Linked DNA regions of Homo sapiens: region 2 is linked to region 1. Evidence: read pairs that join two places in POLR2A ChIA-PET (ENCODE). Cell type or tissue: GM12878. All regions are shown on one strand.

What was found. ChIA-PET counts read pairs that join two places held together with the same protein. Peaks named below come from ENCODE experiments on the same cell type or tissue, not always from the same donor. Only the 100,000 strongest peaks of a DNase experiment are listed, where the experiment ranks them.
Region 2: POLR2A ChIA-PET joins it to region 1 with 7 read pairs; 2 of 35 experiments call an interaction of 5 or more read pairs at or near these places.

The regions. Positions count from the first base shown.
Region 1 is chr18:35,173,110-35,175,609 of GRCh38, reverse strand. No RefSeq gene overlaps it. Among named protein-coding and RNA genes, the nearest start is that of ZNF397, 67 kb to the left of the region's middle. In GM12878, no CTCF peak of the experiment used is centred here; a DNase peak (open chromatin) is centred at 1,209.
Region 2 is chr18:35,667,953-35,670,452 of GRCh38, reverse strand. All of the region lies in intron 3 of GALNT1 (polypeptide N-acetylgalactosaminyltransferase 1), which reads right to left. The region is part of intron 1 of LOC105372065 (a long non-coding RNA gene); the gene reads left to right. Among named protein-coding and RNA genes, the nearest start is that of MIR3975, 77 kb to the right of the region's middle. In GM12878, no CTCF peak of the experiment used is centred here; no DNase peak of the experiment used is centred here.

The DNA of each region.
Region 1 (2,500 bases):
TTTTTTTTTTTTTTTTTGAGACAGGGTCTCACTTTGTTGCCCAGGCTGGAGTGCAGTGGTGCAATTCTGGCTCGCTGCAACTTCTGCCTCCCAGGTTCAAGCAATTCTCCTGCCTCAGCCTCCTGAGTACCTGGGATTACAAATACCCACCACTACGCCCAGCTAATTTTTGTATTTTTAGTAAAGACGGGGTTTCACCATGTTGGCCAGGCTGGTCTGGAACTCCTAACCTCAAGTGATCCACTGGCCTTGGCCTCCCAAAGTGCTGGGATTACAAGTGTGAGCCACTGTGCCCAGCTAGCCACAGTGCCCGGTCTAGTTGTTAAACGCTTAGATAATTCCTCTCCATTGGAGTTATAACCTTTTACTTTACTATATAATTTGCTTATTTATTTTATTTATTTGCCTTCTGCCCTACCTTTCCCTATAAGCACTATGAGGAAAAGGATTTTTTCCTGTTTGGTTTCTGCTGAGATTCAGATGCTTGCTCTGCCAGTTTTACTAGCGAGACAATATATGTAACCTCTCTGTGCCTCAAGTTCATCATTTGTAAAGTGGATATAATAGTGTCTATCTCAAGGGGTTGTTGTGAAGGCTGAACATGTTAATATACATGAAACACTTAGAACAGTGCCTGGCACATAGTAAATCATTGCTGTTTGCTGAATTTTTCTCATGAAAGACTGGATAGGGTGACAACAGATGATAAATGCAATCCCAGCTCTCTCAGATCAGCCATGAGCCAGTGGCCTTTAAAATAGTTTGAAGGGCGTATACATTGAAGTGGTCCACTTAACTACAACTATTAGCTTATATGAAGACATAATAGCTACCCTTTTCCCAATTAAAAAAATAAATAAATTTTGTATTAGTTTGCTTGAGCGGCCATAAAAAAAAAAAAAAAAAAACTGCCACAGACTGAGTGGTTTAAACAATAGACATTTATTTTCTCACAGTTCTGGAAGCTAGGAGACCAGGACCAAGGTCCCAAAATCAGGATTGGTTTCTGGTGAAGCCTCTCTTTCTGGTTTGTAGATGGCTGCCTTCTTGCTGTGTCCTCACACAACCTTTCCTCTGTGTTTGTGCAGGAAGACAGTGGGGATGGGGGTGGAGTGGGTGGGGGAGGGATTGGCGGGAAACGGAGAGAGGGAGGGAAGGAGGAAGGGAGGGGGAGGGGGATAAAGAGGGAGGGAGAGAGAGAGAGTGCTACGGTTTCACTTCCTCTTCTTATAAGGACACCTGCCCTATCGGATTAAGCCCCAACTCTTATGACCTCATTTAACTTTAATTACCTCTTCAAAGGCCCCATATCTAAATACAGTCATGCTGGGGATTAGGGTCTCAACATATGACTTTTGGGAGGACACAATTCAGCCTGTAACAAGTATTGACTATTACATTAGTAAAAGGGCTCTGATGACTTAGAGGAGATGTGTACTAAAAATGTATTCTTTCTGAATCTCAGTTTATTTATCTGAGAAGTGGGGATCTTTGAAATTCTTGTGGCCAGATGTATTTTGGTATTCAGATAATTTTGATTTTAGAAAGAAAAAAAGTGTATATACTCCAAAGAACATAAGATGTGACATGACAGGAGGGCCTAGGACAGCACTCCCTCATTCAAACATGTGACCTGTGTGGCAGCAAAATGTATGAATGTTCACTCTAAGTGGATAAATGAAGATTATTTTTTAAAAATTCATGTTGGTTCAGGTCAAGTTTTACCACAAGAAGAGTTTGCCATATACTTAGGGAAAAATACTTGGGTTTTCAGAGCTTTTTGTATTTCAGAATTGTGGATAAGGATTGTGGACCTTCTATCATAAAGTTTTGGAGAGGATTAAATATGTAAAGTACCTGACATATAATCAGAACTTAATAAATTATTATCATTATTATTAACATCAGCACTGTTTTTAGTATAATGTTGCAATAGTAGTTATTATGAGGCTGTAAAAGCGAAAGTCCTGTTAGAAATGTGTCTCAGTTTCCCCAATCAGTCTGGCCTGAACTATGCATTCTGATTTAGTGAGGGTTTAGACAGAACTAAGAGGACTGGTAACCCCATGCTCAGTGAGCGGTGGGGTGAAGAGGCTGGTGGATGTAGTGGTGGAGGACAGAGACCTAGGTAACATTAGTTCCCAAAGTAATCATGATTATAGATACTTCACAGGTAATTTAAAGTGTGATGCTGGCCAGGTGTTGTGGCTTATGCTTGTAATCCCAGCACTTTGGGAGGCTAAGGTGGGAGGATCACTTGAGGCCAGGAGTTTGAGACCACCCTGGGCAACAACATAGTGAGACCCCATCTCTACCAAAAATAAAAATAAAAATAATTAACCAGGCATGGTAGTGTGCATCTGTAGTCCCAGCTACTCAGTAGGCTGAGGCAGGAGGACTGCTTGAGCCCAGGAGCTCAAGGCTGCAATGAGTGGTGATTGCACCACTGTAGTCCCACCTGGGCGGCAGAATGAGACCCTGCCTCAAAACAAAACAAAAC
Region 2 (2,500 bases), 490 kb before region 1:
GATATTTGATATTTTCAGACTACATTATAAGTAATATTTAAAATTGTTTTATTTTCTAGCTTTTGTAAGAAAACAACATATAGAAATGTAACGTATTTTTCTTTTTAATATAGACCTTAAAACCTTCAACCTTACTGAATATTTTTTTTCTTTTTTTTTGAGGCAGAGTCTCACACTGTCACCGAGGCTGGAGTGCAGTGTGGTGTAATCATGGCTCACTGCAATCTCGAACTCCTGAGCTCAAGTTATCCTTCTGCCTCAGCCTCCTGAGCAGCTGGGACTATAGGCATGCACCACTGTGTCCAGCTAGTTATTTAATTTTTTTGTAGAGATGGGGTCTCATCAATGTTGCTCAGGCTGGTCTTGAATTCCTGGACTCAAGCAATCTTCCTGCTTCAGGTGCCCAAAGTGCTAGGGTTACAGGTGTGAGTCACCGTGACCGGTCTCTAAACACTTTTTTATTCTAATCCTCTAATTCTTTTGGATTTTTGTTATACACAATCATGTCAACTGCAAATAATAAAATTTTAATGAACTTCTTAAAGTAATAAATTTTAATAAATTTTAATTCCTCTCTTCCAGTCCTCATAACAGTGAGTTCTTTTGCTTGCCTCCTTACACTGGCTAAGACCTCCAGTAAGACACTGAACAGAAGTGGTGTTAACAGGCATCTGTGTCATGTTCCAGATCTCAAAGGGAAAGCTTACAACATTATTATTAAATATAGATATTTGCTGGGAGGGTTTTGTTTTTCTAGAAATCTTTTGTCAGATTAAAGAAGTTCCCTTCTATTCTAGTTTGCTAAGGGGTTTTATCATGACAGTGACAAATTTTATCAAATGTTTTTCCTGTATCTAATGAAATGATCACATAACTTATCGCCTGTTTTCCTATAAATGTGGTGAATCTAAATGATCTTCAAATCCTAAACCAACTTCACATGTCTGGAATAAACCAATTTATTTTTAATGTATCATTTATTCTATATATTGCTGGATTTCACTTATAAATCTGCATCTGTATCGAGACTACTGGTCTGTAATATTTCTTTGTTGTAATAACCTTGTCAGATTTTCATATCAAGATCATGCTGATTTCATGAAATAAGTTTGATATGTTGCTTCATTTTCATTGGCAAAGCCATCTATGCCTGGAAGTCTGTGTTTATGTCTAACTGTGTGAATGTCTGTGTGTAAAGATTTTTTTTTTTCTTCGAGATGGTCTCTCTCTGTTGCTCAGGCTGGAGTGCAGTGGTGTGATCTGGGCTCACTACAAGCTCCGCCTCCCCGGCTCATGCCATTCTTCTGCCTCAGCCTCCTGAGTAGCTGGGACTACAGGTGCGTGCCACCACGCCTGGCTAATTTTTTGTAGTTTTAGTAGAGACAGGGTTTCACCATGTTAGCTAGGATGGTCTTGATCTCCTGACCTCATGATCCGCCCACCTCGGCCTCCCATAGTGCTGGGATTACAGGCGTGAGTCAGTGCGCCCGGCTGTGTGTAATGCTTTTAAATAATTAATTCTACTTAATAGCTATAGAACTTATACTTTCTTTTCTCTGATGTCAATTTTACTAAGTTATATTTTTCTAGGAACTACTAATTTCATCTAAATTTTAAAAAATTGGGATTTTATAATATTCACTTATAATCTTATCTTTACGTCATTGTGGTAAGAACACTTACCATGAGATCTACCTTTTTAATAGGTTTTTAAGGGTACAATGCAGCATTGTTATCTACAGGCACAATACTGTATAGCAGGTATCTAGTCCTTATTCATCTTGCATAACTGAAACTTTATGCCCACTAATCAGCATCTCCTCATTTCTCCCCTGCCACCGGACCCTGGCAACTACTATTCTACACCCTGCCTCTACGAGTTTGACTATTTTAAAAAACCTCATATAATCTACATATAATCTTTCAAACGTCTGCAAGATGTGTAGGGATGCTGTCTTTTTCATACCATTATCTGCTATTTAGGAGAGCGTTTTTTGATTTTGTTGATTTTTTTCCAAAGAACTTTCAGCTTTGTTGAGCCTCTATACTCGATGTTTGTATTCTACTTTATAATTTCTCATCTTTGTGATATATTATCTTTTAAGGTCTGGATCTGTAATGACGCCACCTTTTATGGATTTGTGACTCTCTTATTTTCTTGATTAGTCAATTTTATCATTTTTTAATCATTTTTTCCCATGAACTTTTGACTTTGCTGTTCCTCTACTGTACGTTTTTATTTCCTAAGTTTCCAAGTTTTAAGTTTCCACTCTTCCTTCTACTTATTCTCTTTAATGTGTTCCTTTTCTAATTTCTTAAGATGGTTAGTTCAGTAACTTTCCATCTTCTTTTTAAAAAAGTCATATGCATTTAAAGGTATATATTATCACCTAAGCATGGAATTAGCTACATTTCACAAGTTTTGATATGCAGCATTCACATCATCAACTTTGATAACATATTTTCTTCCTTAGTGCACTTAATGCCTAGCTAACAGGAG